2 separate regions of the Mus musculus genome follow, and region 2 is linked to region 1. A link is a loop called in an ENCODE intact Hi-C map of the cell type or tissue named here. Cell type or tissue: gastrocnemius. All regions are shown on one strand.

Region 1 (8,000 bases):
GGACAAGATGCTGAGGTTGCCAAAAAGCCTTCAGCTGTTCTGTCTCATTCTCACCAATCAAAAGAACGATGTACTAGTGGAAGTGGCTTTCAGGACCATTCAACCAGAAATGCCCACAATATCCAGACAAAGCAATGGACTATGTCCTTATTGCTGGCCTGACCTTAGCCAAATCAGTGAACTTTCTACGTGGCCTGAACACCCATCACTTAATCCATCAGCTTGCCAAAGTAGACTCTTGCCAGTTATTTTAAGTCAAGAGCTCAGGATGAGAAGTGTTGGGTAAAGGGATGTAAATTTAAAAAGGACTCAAGAGAACGCAGGTTACCTGAGCAACCGAGGGACCAGCCCTCTTTGGGAACAAGGGCATTTTCATTTTCCACACTGGCCAGGTCGGTGGATGGCTGACTTCCCAGGGTGTAGGCTGTGAAACATGTACCAGAATAGGGTCCAAGAACTGGGACACCACAGTGTCCTGGGAGGTGATGGGAGTGGCCGAGGCATGGAGGCTTCAGACATCAGAAAGTGGTGAGAACTAAGCTAGCTCAGCACATGGTCTCCTGTGGTCTCCGGAGGAGATGACTGTGGCTCGCCATTACAAAATACTTAGGGGAAAATTCCAATTTCAAAGAGTGTACCTTAAAGTCCAGCTTTTAAAACACTGGAACAAGTCAAACAACGTTATCCTTGGGTTTGATGTGGCCTCGAGGGAGCTAGCCTGCCTACTCGGCCTTCTTGGCTGTCTTCACTTAGAGAAAGGAATGAGGGGTGTGACTTTCAGAGAGAGCTCATCTACTTCTACTACCCCCCCCCCCGCAAAAAGGGGGGGCAGCAGTGATCTCACAGGCTTCCTCTGCAAAGGGCTGACAGAGTTCAAACTGCTCTCAGGTTTAAAGTTGCAGGACCCCAAGTTCTATGCTAATCAGCCTGTTCCTCTGGGCTAAGAACTAAGAAGTGCAGGGCACCTCCTCGCTCCTCCTGGTGGGAGGGAGTGGAAACACTAAGCAGGCGCAGGCTTGATGAGCAATGCCTTCCTAATTCCAACAGCACAGAGAAAGAACTGAATGTGCCCCTTGTATCCAGTTTTTAGGAGTTCCCTGCAGAAGAGGACGCCAGCTCCCTGTGAGTGGCAGCGGTTTATATTTCAAAAATTGTCCTCAGATCAGTAACTCAAGTTTGTGCAATGTTTCTTGGGAAAACACAAAACAGAAAACAACCCAAGACTCTTTGTACTGGACTGATTCAGAAATTAGGACAATTAATTTAATTTTATGACTCAATAGCCACCGTTGAAAAATAAATGGGTTGCTGGGATATTCCAAAGGTTGTCAAGGGGCTTATATAATGGTCACATCATATGAGAAAAAGAAAAAAAAAAACAAAACACTAAAAACCGAAATTTTCTGCAAGTCAGGCTATTTGGCAGGTTTTAAAGATCGGCCTCTTTCTTGGTTAGGAATATGCTACCACTTTGTCCCGAGGAGGCAGCCAACATGGTATCAGATGTCATTATAATCAAAGATTCTGGAGCAATGACTGTATTCCTGACTCTAACTGCCCCTAATCTTTATTTGTAGCCTTCTAAAAGACACGTCCTAGAATTATAGGTTTTTCTGTAGAGCTTCACGGCTAATCCCACATTAATCCTAACGATCCTGCCATGATTCTTCAGCAAAAAGGGAAAACAGAATCTTACGTCATAAACTCTCTGGGGCTTGAAGACATTTTGTGCTATCAAAACTACCAAGCTACCTGGCCCCATTTCCTCGTAGCCAGAGTCTGGCTGTTCTATATAACCAAGGCTCTCCTCACACCAGCGTGATGTAAACTTCAAACCACGGCTAGAGAGGCAGCCTGTCCTGTGAACTGCTCTAGTCTACCCAAGGGCCCAAAGATGACACTGAGAACTTTCCAGAACTGAACATGCAGCAGGCTGGCTTTCAAAGTTCTCCTAACTCAAGCCTGAGGCTCTCTTCATCCCTCCTCTGCATTCTCCCATGTTTTACTGTTTGGTTTGGTTGATGCGTCTCATGTGGGGTGACATACTTAGCACAGTAGGTGACCATACTATACATTCAGGAAGTTCAGCCACATCAGCTTTGATTTCTGCCACAAAACATGACTTTCCCAAATCTTGTAGAATGTCTTTTTAGGGAGAAAAAAAAAGGAAGAAAGGAAGAAAGGAAGAAAGGAAGAAAGGAAGAAAGGAAGAAAGGAAGAAAGGAAGAAAGGAAGGAAGGAAGGAAGGAAGGAAGGAAGGAAGAAAGAAAGAAAGAAAGAAAGAAAGAAAGAAAGAAAGAAAGAAAGAAAGAAAGAAAGAAAGCAAGCAAGAAAGCAGGCAGGCAGGCAGGCAGGCAGGCAGGCAGGCAGGCAGGCAGGCAGGCAGGCAGGCTGTGTCTCTAATAAGGAAGTCACAGTGCTGCTCTTACCAGCCTGGGGGCAGACAAAGCTCTTCTCATTATTCCAAATCAGACCCCAGCTATGGGCTTACCGCTCCATCCACATTCTGTAATCCATACTGTTCGCAGATGGAAACCAGCTTCTTCCGGTTCAGGTGACCATCTCGAGTGATCCCCAGATCTTCACAAACCTCTTGCAGTTTCTCTTCTATCCAGTCTGGAGGAGGGCAAGACCCACCATGTGAAGCATTCAGGTCATCTGGGTTCCAAAACCTCAGCTGGCCTAAAATCAAAGCAAAAACTCTGTTGTCTCCAAAGGACTTGCACAGAGACAGTGCCTGCTATGGAAAGGTACCCTTGGAAGGCAATTCTTTCTATTGTTTTTTATTCTTTTGCATGGCTGAGTGTTTTGCTTGCGTACATGTCATGTACTACATACATAGAGTGCTCACAGGGATACTAGAGTCACAGATGGTTGTGAGCAGTTGTGTGGTACTGGAGAGCGATCCTGGGTCCTCTGGAAGAACAATTAATACTCACAACTGCTAAGCCATCTTTCCTGCCCTATAATGAACACTGTATGAGATGACTACAAATGTTGACCCACTCTGATTTAGTTGAAGTCCAAATGTAAACTGAAGGCAGCTTTTGCTCTGGGACAATCACCCATGAGAAAGAAACACTGTCTCATACACATGAGGTCAGATGCCTCAACTGGCGCTTGCTTTCCCAATGCTTCATTTCTGCCGTCTTTCTGGGCTAAGTATTATAGCACCTTTTCCTGGGAAGGAAACAGCCATAATGAGCCTCTAACGTTCATCTATTTTCCAAATCAGAAACCCGAGACTCACTTGAAAGACAAGGCTGCGAACTGTGAGTGTGTTAGCATCTGTGGATGTATGCTAGGTTCTGTTTAACGACAGGGTCAAACTACTTACTCAAATGCCAAGACTACTTATCCTGCATTAGCCACCCTGCTTCTAAACTAGCAATGCAAATGTGAACGCGTGAAGTCACTGCTTAGACTTGGGATACTTGTGGGCATGATTTTATGTGCCTGGGAGAACCATGGAAGGCTGGAAGGGCACTCAGTGTCATTCCTGATATTTATTGACAGAATTTAAACCCATTACTGTACTATTATCCCAGGCTGGAGAGCCAGAGAACACATTGTTTTAATTATACTTACTATCCACACTTCATCTGGGGGTTAGGCAGGAACGTGAGCTGAATCACAGTGCCATCTGGTGGCCACATGATTGTTGTGTTGTGCTTCATAGTCTATCTATAGATACTTCATAATATATCATCTATAAATCTATAGATACAAGCTGGGCATGTTGGAGATGTTCACGAGCCCCTTTGACAGTCTGCACTACAGTCGTCCTCTATACATGGACTGCTATATAGTCACTGCCATCTTTCCTACAGTGTTAATAGCCAGGGTTTGAAGAGTGTAAAGTGTCACTTGGAAATTTTTTTTTTTTTGTCTGTTGCTGTTGGTCCTAATCTTAGCATATCACTTCCTTTTAGTGCAAGAAGGAGGAAAGTGGTGCACAGAGTGCCTTAGCCATAGCAGCCAGGGCTTTCCCTCCTCAGTGGTCCCCCTAACCCCACTGTAATTGCTTACCTTCTGCTTCATACTCCTCACTGCGTTGTGTCTTCCAGTGCTAGAGAAGGCAACAGACAATGAGTACACATTTGAACCCAGCCTCTGGACCACATTTCTCCCTAGCTATCAAGTCACCATGTGGGTTAGACGCATGACTTTAGCCTTTGAGTCGGAACGGGCTCTTTTCAGTTAACCAGACCACCAATCAAGAGGTTGAAACCTCTTGAAATAGACTGATCTTTGCCAACCTTGCCAGCACAAAGTACTGTCTTTGCATGACACTAGGAAGTTGTCTTGTCATTTTTAAGGTTACTTATTCAACAACAGAACCTATTAGAACCCATTAAACCAGCCTAAATGGAATATGCAGAGTTCACCAAATGTGAATTCAAATTTACACATTTGTTCTTCAGTGGGTAAGTGCTGAGTGATCGATCTCCTTCATGCTACATCTTGGAAACACACACAAGAGCAGCACATACTTATTTCTTGTCCAACAAAGTACATATATAGAAGAGAAGGCAGAAAGGTTGTAAAGGCACTCGTGAAGTCTCACCAACATGACCACTTAAACATGAGTTGAACACAGAGGACACTAATGTACATGCCTCAACCCTACACAAAGAATTACAGACACATAGGGAAAGCTGAGAGAAGACATTGTCTTCCCTAGGGAAGAGCACACCAAGCCATTACTCAATACCAAACACTGAGCCCTGAAAACACACACACACACACACACACACACACACACACACACACACGAGTAACACTTATATAGATATTCCTAAGTATAACCTTCTCAGTCTTTATAATATCTATGTATATACAATCAAGATATGCATGTAACAATACTTAATGAAAAGGGGGACCACAAATTTGAAAGAGAGCAAGGAGAGGTATATGGGAAGACTTGGATCACAAAAGGGGGGTGGGAATGTAATTATATTATAATCTCAATAAAGTTCACATGCCAATGAAGACATGGGGACCAGAAAAGAGGAGGCAAGACAGAATGGGGACTGAGAAGGACACATCACACTGGGAAAGTGAAGGTTGATGTCCTAACAGCAGCAATGGATGAACTGAGTCCTGACGGTCATCTGAACTACAGACAACAAAGAGAACAGGAGTCCTTAATAATTCCTGAAGTAAGAATGGGTTGGGTGCACCTGTCAATGAGAGCAAACACAGATGCAGTCCCACAGGTAGACCAGAAAGCTGAATTCAACGCACTTGTGCTGGTAGTAAATTCATTGACCATAATGGAATTTATTTGAACTAGACACCTTAGCATAGTAAGTTCTGAGTGAGGTTCCTCCAAGGTCAGAGCCATGTAGTTTTGTACTGGTAACTTCCCCCTCATCACAAGTCTGGAACAAATCCAGCCTTGCTCCACTGGCCAAATTCTGTATCAATCTTCCTTGGGCCAGTTATAACATGTGGCTTTGGTTCTCCTGCAAATGGCTTGGGTCTCTCAAGCAAGCTGCCTGTTGCTCCTGTCCCACAGGGAGGATCTACGCCAGTGAAGAAAGTCCTGCTGAGAAGACAATTCACACACAACTCTAATCCACGGGTGTGGTGGCCCTGGCCTAGAGACACTAGCACCCGGGAGGCAGAAGGATAGGGACTAGGAGTTTTGTGTCAGCCTGGACTTTATAATACCCATGGGTAGACTGGACTATCTGAGAACAGCGAGAAGACAAACAGAAGCAAAGCATTAACATATAGAAATGAAAACTAGGTCTTTGTACACAGCCCGAAAATTATAAAGTCCTAAAAGGGGAAGAAATACATGGTGTGTGTGTGTGTGTATGTGTGTGTGTGAGAGAGAAAGAGAGAGAGAGAGAGAGATTTTTATGAATAAAGTTGCCTTTTATACCAAATAACCAGCCCATTCACTGGGATGGTTAAACTGTAACATGCTAGTTGATTTCTTAGACTTCTGAAATAAACACAGCAGGAAGATAGGCCTAATTAACTCCAGTCTGCAGAGCCTGGGTTACTCATGGCAGATCGTGTGCGGTGCAAAAAAATGCTCACACCAAACACTGTCTTTCAGTAGTTCAAGATGACATGACTTAATGTGCTTTTAGGCTACCTTGGCATAGCTCCTTAACCCCCCCCCCCCCACACACACACACACTCATTAGGTACCTGACACGAGCAACTGAAGGATGGAAGGGTTTGTTTCTATTTACAGTTCTCAGGGACACAGTCCATCACCGAAGGGAGAGTATGACACAGGAGCAGGAGACAGGTAGGCACACTGTGTCCCTAGTCAGGAATTAAGAGAGCAATGGAAACTTCCTTCCATTCATGCTGGTGACCTTCTTTTTGCTCAGTCTAGGTCTCCAGCTCATGGGATGGCACTGCCCACAGTTAACATGGTTCTCTTCACTTTACTTAACCTAATCTAGATAATCCCTCATTGGCATGCCCAGAGCCTTGTCTCCAAGTGAATTCAGATTTCATCAAGTTGACAATATTAACCATTACATTCATGGTAGTCATCTCCTCTTCAAGGAGAGGCAAGTGTCTACTACAATTCACAGCTCCTTAGTCCTTAGGGATGCTTAAGAGTCATGGACTCAGCTAAGCTGAAACCTCCAAATGAAATCCCCAAACAGACTCTGCTGAACTGGAGACAGCCAAAGGTCATGTCTCAAGATGGCTAAGCTAACTGAAGTGCCAAACGGACAGGGAATGGCTGGGACTGGGGCCCAGGTGTTTCCTTGGGTAACAATTTCATTATCTCACTTGTCCGGAATTTCTAGATAAAGATAGTGCTCTAAGCTTCTAGATGTGTGTGTCCTGGTGAAGCAGAGGGGAGTGGCAGTCAACAATCCTCCAGGGATCTCCCCAACTACTGTTTCTGATCAGAATTAAACTGCTATTATATATAAGACTTTAAATCCATAGATGCCCACTGATAAGAGCATCCCAGCTACCAACAGACTGAGCCAAGTGCTCACCCTACTTTGGCACCGGAAATCATGCAAATTCATTATTCAGCATCTCACCCATAACATATTAAATGGAGTTTATGACCTCAGGACCACTGGTCCAAATGAAACTATTAAACACGAGTTGTTCTTCACTTTTTAAACAATGAACACTGATGGGGAAAAGGGAAGAAAGGCGGTCTCGTTGGGCCCAAACTTTAAAGAGCCTCAGCAGGCACAGAGCATCTTGGAACAAAAAACGAAGTGAAAGAACCTAGTGGGGAAGCCCCCACTCAATTCTCATTCTGTGCTCACCCATGAATCACGAACAGACGACCATCTTGATGTAAAAGCATGAGGTAGTTTAATGACGGAGCTCTGGGCCAACACATATCTCCCGCAGGAGACAGAGGTGTTGACCACATGGTGGAGCCATAATGGCAGAGCTCCGGTTCGAAACGTATCTCACACAGGAGACAGTGATTTCGACCCCAAGGCTTGGAAGTTAGGGACTTTTATAGAAAAGGGGTGGGGCTGGGGGAGGGATTGGCACGGTTTCACATGATTGGTTCATTTAAACATCAACAGACTGTCAGAAGGGCGGGAGATAGGGAGGCACTAGGCCAGTCAGGACATGTGATGACGGGCCTGCCCAGGCATGACCTGGCCTGTTCTGCTATGTTCTCAGCCCCAGGTTTCAAAGCTCACAAACAACTCTTTGGGCTATTTGACATAAATTACATGAATTACATGTCTCAAGTTTTATTTCCTTTCAGAAGCAGCAGCATACAACTTCAGAACATCTTCAGCAACAATTCCAAAGGTGGCAGGGCATGCGTGGCTTCTCGTGTTTGCTCATGTATCTCCCCATGCTTGTCAAAATAGTGAGTAAAGCCTTTGAGGGACGAAGACGCTCTCCCATAGTTCCCAGTGTTTCATGAGTCTACAGTCAGGGTGCTACAGCCTCCGTGCATCCATCACTGTCCAAGATCTCTCACTTCTTTCCCCATCTCTCACCCCTAACTAATGGTCCAGCATGGAAGC
Region 2 (8,000 bases), 100 kb before region 1:
GGATTACTGTGAATTTGAGGCCAGCCGCTCTACAGAGTACATTTGATGCCAGAGCTGTAATAGTGAGTCCCTGTGGAGAGAAACAGAGACAGAAGGGGGATTAAGAATGACTGTATTATCCAGGCATAATGGTGTAAGCCTGTAATCTCAGCCCTTGGGAGACAGAAGCAGGCAGATCCCTTGAGTTGGAGGCAAGCCTGGTCTACAGAGCTAGTTACAGGATATCCAGGGCTACACAGAAACCCTGTCTCGAAAAACACCAGCAGAAATCATAAAACGCCTTTATTATATAAGGCAGTATACTAGCCACATTTAGTGGTTAATCCTCGTGGATATGGAGGCAACTAGTTCAGACTGATGATGACAGGAATCAGCCTGTGAGAAATGCATCAAGTAATTCTGTCATGCAAACATCGCTACGTATGTACATATACCTAGATGTTTAGTCAGTCCCTCAACTTGTCTTCTTGATGCAATCAAAATACATAAATGCAGAGAGTATCAAGCTGTAGTTAGCATAACACAAAATACTATGTTACTGTACCGAACTTTTTTAATAAAGTAGAAATGGGCTCTAAAATACTGTTGAGAGAAGTGTAGTAAATATAATCATTTATTATGAAAATTCTGCACTGCATGAATTGTATACGTTATACTTTAAGCAATAGCAGTTGAATAGGCTGTTCATAGTAACTGTGCTCTGACTGACAACACAGTTCTGGCTGCAGTGTCTCGAGGTGGTGGAAGTGTAGCCCACCCCTTAGTCCATCACTCTTAGGAAGCATTCTGGTGTACTCCAAGAAAAGGCATGGACACAGTTGTTAATTTACTCCATATTACATAAACAGAAGCCTCTCTTTCTGACAGGTTTGTGGTGGTGATAAACCATTTTTGGCCCCTAACGACCTGCAAAGCAAGCACCTGCAGCTAAAAGAAGAATCTGTGAAGTTATTCCGAGGCGTGAAGAAGATGGGCGGGGAAGAGTTCAGCCGGCGTTACCTGCAGCAGCTGGAGAGTGAAATAGATGAACTCTACATCCAGTATATTAAGCACAATGACAGCAAAAATATCTTCCATGCTGCTCGAACCCCAGCCACACTGTTCGTTGTCATCTTTATCACATACGTGATTGCTGGTGTGACTGGATTCATTGGTTTGGACATCATAGCTAGCCTGTGCAACATGATCATGGGACTGACGCTTATCACCCTCTGCACCTGGGCATATATCCGCTACTCTGGCGAATATCGAGAGCTGGGTGCTGTAATCGACCAGGTAGCTGCAGCTTTGTGGGACCAGGTGAGAGTACCTTCAGGTTTGCACATGCTGTGTAATTAGTGTTGCATTCACTATTAGAAATATACAGGTGAACATGACTTGGGCCCATTCTTTAAAACTTTACAGTATACCAAGATTTGAGCAACTAACTAAGTCCTACACAACTGCTTTCTAGTTAACATTTTAGTATTTAAAACATACATACATTAACAGCATTTTTACTCTCTGATTCTAAAATATTACCGTGTGAGAAGTTAATAGTGTTAGTAGTGTCTGACAGTCATTTAGCTGTCGTGACCTTGAGTTAAACTTAACTTAGCCCTTGACTAGCACTGGCTTGGTGAGGGGCATATGTGAACCACAATCATTTGGTTATATGTCATTCCCTTTAAGTATCAGATTACTTCAGACTGTAATTGACCTATACTTCTGCACTAAGCTGCAGCATGAGCCAGTGGTCAGCCTCTGACGTAGCTGCCTGTGGGCCAGCTGCTGGCTCTGCTGGTCTAGTTAGCTTCAGCTGAGGGAGTCAGGACCACCATGGCATGGTGGTCAAATAACTAAGGACAGGAAAGACAGTGGGAATATATAAGAAAGAAAGACAGTAACTTACTACTGTCCCAGAGTCTCTTCAGTTACTTAGTGAGAAGTTAGGGAAATTAAAGGAGCCCATACAACTTTATGTTTTAAGCTTTTGACCATTGTGATCTAGAGGTAGCTGACAGTATGCAGTGTGAGGAGCACACCTGTCTGTACTCTGTAATAGAAGGGTAACTAATGAGTTGTGTGCTTTGAGGACTCAAGCTGAAATAACACTGCCTCCCAAACTACTCACTCTCTTGTCAGCGCTCATGCACACAAGGCTAAAGATGGGTTACCTGTGTAAACCTCAACACCTTCCTAGAACACACTGCTAAAACTTATCTGAAATGCAGAATTGGGTTCTTTAAAATATTCTGATAAAATACGGAATCTAAACTTAAAAATCTTCAGGAGTATTTTTTCTTAATGCTTATAATTGATATTGCAAATGAAGTTGAAAATTATGAATTAAGCAAGATATAACATTTTCCTTTTAAAATTCCCTTTGCTACAGGGAAGCACAAATGAGGTAAGCTAACATTTTTTAATTAACAGATATATTATTTGTAAATATGATATTCCTATTTTATAACTGACTAGGTATTAAAGGATATTTTAGAGCATAATCTTAGAAAATATTCTCTAAAATGTAAATTTGGCCGGGCGGTGGTGGCGCACGCCTTTGATCCCAGCACTTGGGAGGCAGGCGGATTTCTGAGTTCGAGGCCAGCCTGGTCTACAAAGTGAGTTCCAGGACAGCCAGGGCTATACAGAGAAACCCTGTCTCGAAAAATAAAAAAATAAAAATAAAATGTAAATTTGTATGAACTTTTAACATATTCCAAATATTATGTAGGACTTAATTTGAACAAAAGTGTCATTAAAGGGTGTTTGATTTTAGTTCTGTGTAGACAAGGTTCATGTTTTCAGCTCAATGTTGTAGTATTTAGTTTCCCCATATTGGTCAAATAGTGGACAAGCAGAAACACAGGAGCAAAGGTTTGGTTGGCTTAGTATGAGAAGAGACCGTGGCAGCGGCCGGCAGGGAGCAGGGAAAGATGGATGCTTGCGCTCAGCACGTTTGCTCCTTTTATTCAGTCTGAGGCCACAGCCCATGGGATAAGTAGTCTTCCCCACACTCGGGGTGGATGTTCTTGACCTAGTTGATCTTTCTGGAAACATCTGTATAATCATACCTAGAGGTGCTTCCATAGTGACTCTAAATCCCGTAAGGCTGACGGTGAAGACCGACCGTCACAGGTATCCCCTGCAGTTCTGCAGTGAAACCAAGCAGGAGTACAATCTGAGTAGATTCCATCAAAGACGTGATTTAGTAAACTAACTTCACTAGAAGAACAAATCAAACTTCAGCTTGTACATAAACCTTGGGCAGGGGAACTTAATACCTGAAGAGAACTGGAATTAAGCTCTGTACACTAGGAGCAGCAGCATGCCAGAACTAGGGTGACACCGTGCTGTACTGACCACGTTTACATATCTGAACATGGCACTAACCATATTTAGTGTTAGGAAAACAGCTATAGGGGCTGGAGAGATGACACAGTGGGTAACAGCATTGGCTCATCTTCCAGAGGTCCTGAGTTCAATTCCCAGCACCCACATGGCAGCTCACAACTGTCTGTAACTGTAGTCCTGTGGGATTCAATGCCGCCTTCTGCTGTGCAGGCATACATGCAGACAAAGCATCCATATATGAAGTACACGAATGAATAAATCCTCTTTAGGGAAACACCTATGCAGAATCACAGAAGGTTTTTGAGAATAGCTAAGTAGATAATAAGCTTTTACCCAGTTCTTCAAAATATTCAAAACTACACACTCCAGAATACATGAGTCGGAATTGGGTGTTCAGTATGTGACAGAGGGATAACTCTTCTACACTAGCTGAGGGGAGAAACAAAGATACTTAGGAGTACCCAAAAATGTGAAATATGTAAATATGTGAATGCATGCTGTAGTGGCACGTGTCTGTAATCCCAGTACTCAGGAGGTGGAGGAAGCAGGATCATAAATTTGAAGCTAACCTGGATCACACAGTGAAACTTGTAAGAAAGGCCCTAAAATTCTTTGGATTCAAACACCTTTAAAGTAATACGAGGGATAATCAGGAGGTCACGTCAGTGGTGAAAGGCTTTTTGAGGTGGTGGCTCTGAATGAGTCTGCGCAGTCAGAACCGAGTAGTGGAGACACTGCCGGGGAGCACACGAAATAAGAGAGCCCAGCTGGGCACGGAGAGGGAGCCTTTAGCTGACCTAGCACACCCGTAACATAGAAAAGTAGCCAGTTCTGGAAGATACATTACAGCAGGAGGTTACAGATCTATGCTGTCTAAAACTGGCAGTACTTCACGGTGAGATGCCCACATATCCGTCTGGGACATGGAAAGCTGCTGGGCTGGGCTATATTCTAGGAGATGTTTAAGATAAAGGAGGTTCGGTCAGAGAGTAAAACCTTGATAAGCTTAACCACCAGCACAGGCCGTGGGCCTGAAACTGTTCTACATTTTAAGATAGTAGGAACTGCTGTTTGTTTTACATGTGTGTGAGTATTCAGCTGCACGTCAAGTCTGTGTACCATGTACATGCAGACCCAGTGGAGGCCAGAAGAGGGCATCAGATCCCTTGGGGTTGGGATTACTGGTTACAGTTAGGAACCATCACGTGGGTGTTAGGAATTGAATCCAACTCCTCTGAAGAGCAGCCAGTGCTCAAACCAGCTAGGCCATCTCTTCAGCCCCCACCAGTCAGTGTTTGAGAGAGTGATGATATAAAGATGTATCAATTTGGGACTGAGAAGAGGGCTCAGTGGGTAAATCACTTGCCACCCAAGGCTGAGGACCTGAGTTCAGATCTACTCAAATGCCAGGTGGATGTGGTGGCCCATCCATAATCCCTCTGCTTAGAAGACATGCGATTCTTGGGGCAAGCTTGGTGGCTAGACTAGCCAAACTGGTGAGAGACTCTGCCTCATATATAATGTGGAGAGCATTAAAGGAAGATGCCCAACAACCTCTGGCCTCCACATACACCCACACACACAAACACATGCATGCACACCGTATACAAAAATGTATTTGAAAAGTATGACTTCAGCATGCTGAATTTTATATAGTACTATAAGCTAAAAAGGAAATGAGACCTGTGTGTCTTCTAACCCTGGTTCTTATATTCTAGGCGTTATACAAGCTTTACAGTGCAGCAGCAACCCACAGACACCTGTGTCACCAAGCTTTCCCTGCACCCAAGTCAGAGCCTACTCAACAACCGGAAAAGAAGAAAATTTAATCTAAAAACATGCAGGTGCATGACCGTTTGTCAGCTAACTATCAAAGCTTTTGTTTCCATGCAAACATGCAAAGTGCTTCCTTTAGAGTGAAACCCAAACACCCGACCGAGGACTCGGACAGTTTACTTCTTTACTCCAGTGTTTAATGAGCAGATGTATGTATGCATGGTTATTTGTCAATGTGCAGTTTCCTCATTTCTGTCTTTAAATATGCTATTATCATTTCAGGTATTTGTAAATTTGAGGATAGATTTGTTCTGCTTGACTTTTCTAAGTTCTACTACTGGGTTATAATTAAATATTGTGTAGTATTACTCTGGGTTTGGATATGCTCATTTGATTTCTATAGAAAATTTAAGTTATTTTACATAGCTATTTGTTAAAGCACAGTATAACTTGGCAGGCTTGATTTTAATCTATATAATATTATACATACCACAGGCTCTTACCTTGAAACATATTTGAGAGCTTAAAAGTTGCTTTACCAAAAACTATACATTGTTTCTTTTATATCTTTATGAATATAGAATGTAAATCTCTTGATCAAAAATGCACAAAAATTGTTTTGTACATGTGTTTGAGTTTCACTGCACTGTATATTTTTTCATTTGGTACACCACAAATGTATTCTTCATAGGTTTATTCTTTTAATATGTGAACTATTAAACTTTACTGTTTCCTAACATTAAACCAAATGCTCACTGGCTCTAGAACTACTTGGGAGGTCTGGTGTGGCATGAAAGGTCTATTCTGCCTCAGTTCAAGGTGCATTTTCTTTCTGATACCATTTCAAGACAAGACTGGGTGCTCAAGGTGGTGTGAGCATACACTATTTCTGATCCCACTTCAAACTTAAATATACATCTTAAATACAAGCTAATTGTATTAGGTACTTTCCAGTTCTTTGATTTTAAAAAAAGTTTATTTACTCCTTAGACAAGATTTTACTATGCAGCTCAAGCTGTCTTTCAACTTGTGATGGCCCTGCCCACCTCCCAAATTAGAAACATGTTGCTACCTGTAGCATCCTTCCAGTTCATGTAAACCAGGGAGTCTATATTTCTTTTTGTGTGTTGGGGAGGGGGGTGTGTGCAGTGGGGGCGGTGGTGGTTCAAGACAGGGTTTCTCCGTGTAGCCCTGGTTGTCCTGGAACTTGCTCTGTAAACCAGGCTGGCCTCGAACTCACAGAAATCCACCTGCCTCTGCCTCCCAAGTGCTGGGATTAAAGGTATGTACTACCACCACCACCTGGCTATAATATATTTCTAATAACTGAAATCTTTAGTGGAATTTTGTTAACGAAACTAAACCCTTTAGAGGAAAATAAATCAGAGGAGAGACTAGTAATGGAAGAATGGTAATGCCTCATCTACCCGGGAGCCCAAGCAGACATTTTTAACTGTCTCAGAAATGGTGAACAGAAAGTAAGAGAGACAGAAGAATGTGTGTAAGCTTACAAGCTGAACAGAAGTTTACACTTCTTTACAGACAGCTGGCCGTATGCGCACTAATTCTCTTCCCCTGATAATGTCCCAGTAGCCATATTTTAGCTTCAGCTTCTCTTTTCATTATAGGCTTGTGGGCCTTCTGAACAGAATGATAAAGCATAACAAGTATAAAGCATCAAACATTAGACTAAATATACCAAAACATGCATTCAAGGACCAGACAGTTTCCACAAAAATATATTTAATAACTTGTTATATAAAATCAAATGCGAAATTTTATCAATAATTCAAAGTCACTTCTAACATGGAGTGCTTATACTTAGGAAAAGAACTAATATATATACATATTCACAACATTTGTAAGCACAACTGAAGAGCTATGAAGCTCAAGAATTCTAGATTTACAGCTGGAAGTTCCATAAGTTTATCTGTAATCAAGTGTTCAGCACTAATTATGAACAACTATTAAACCCAAAGCAAGAAAAATAGGAAGGAATGACAGCCTGTTTCTACACCTTTATGACAAATACTTCTCAAAGATAAAAAAGGCAATATAAAATTTACTTAAGTGACCAAGATTGCTTATTGGATCCCTGATTGTCGTTTTTGGCAACTTAGCCCACCCTGATGGAAGGCAGTATTCTATGTGGTCAGGAAGCCTGTGCTGTGTCTCAGAGCCATGCTAACTGTACTTATGTGCTCTGCCTCAAAGGAAGGAAGCCGTATTAGCAACAGTTGCGCACTAAGAGGCATGTATTTATTATAGTCCTGTATTTCTGAATGTATTCCTCAAAGACTTCATCTTTCTCCTTCAAAGGTGTTCCTTACATTGGGGGTCGGGGGACTGAGGGGGCGGGGGGGAGATGACCACACACGTACAAGCTTGTTACAATAAAGGTTCCAAGTCCTGTTTTGTATTTTGAACTATACCTATGGTAATAGTCAAACCATCTCATTCCAGAAAACACTTGACACCACACGTAGCAACTGATCACAGATGTACTCTCATCCTCTTCTGTTTCCTAAACAAGAAGGGTGTGTCCATAAAAAGTCAGAGAGTGACGGTTTCCTATTTAATGCCTGTTTATGCTGATAATCTCTTCCTGTACTACTTTTTGTCCAGAGTCTCCAGCAGTTTCCTAATACAGCATTTGGTAGCATATGCCATATTGGCTTTTTAAATGATAAAACTTTCTTGGTTCAATAAAAGAAAAAAAATTGATAACAAAATATATGTAAAACTAGAATTTTATACTTCCAAATAGTAAGTTACCTTTATTAACCAAAGAACTTGTTTGCAGTCATTTATCTGAAAATATTTTAAAGCTCTTATAAACTTGGCTTGTGATAAGTTAACTTAAGAACGTCTTGCCATGCTGCTGGGCA

Evidence for each region. Peaks named below come from ENCODE experiments on the same cell type or tissue, not always from the same donor. Only the 100,000 strongest peaks of a DNase experiment are listed, where the experiment ranks them.
Region 2: it touches region 1 in a loop (7-fold over the local background); 19 of 42 quality-filtered maps call a loop at or near these places.

Annotation. Positions count from the first base shown.
Region 1 is chr12:70,058,660-70,066,659 of GRCm38, forward strand. It overlaps Nin (ninein), which reads right to left. Exons shown (of 29, transcript NM_001081453.1): 4 at 4,030-4,069; 5 at 2,492-2,682. Among named protein-coding and RNA genes, the nearest start is that of Nin, 40 kb to the right of the region's middle. In gastrocnemius, CTCF peaks have their summits at 995 and 3,649 (motif pointing left); a DNase peak (open chromatin) is centred at 3,642; H3K27ac peaks cover 2,351 bases.
Region 2 is chr12:69,958,174-69,966,173 of GRCm38, forward strand. It overlaps Atl1 (atlastin GTPase 1), which reads left to right. Exons shown (of 15, transcript NM_178628.5): 13 at 868-1,299; 14 at 2,375-2,389; 15 at 5,055-5,912. The coding sequence ends at 5,165. Sav1 (salvador family WW domain containing 1) reads right to left here. Exons shown (of 5, transcript NM_022028.2): 5 at 6,839-8,000. The coding sequence ends at 7,967. It also overlaps the pseudogene Gm3086. Among named protein-coding and RNA genes, the nearest start is that of Gm52003, 11 kb to the right of the region's middle. In gastrocnemius, a CTCF peak has its summit at 4,480 (motif pointing right); a DNase peak (open chromatin) is centred at 4,496; H3K27ac peaks cover 2,034 bases.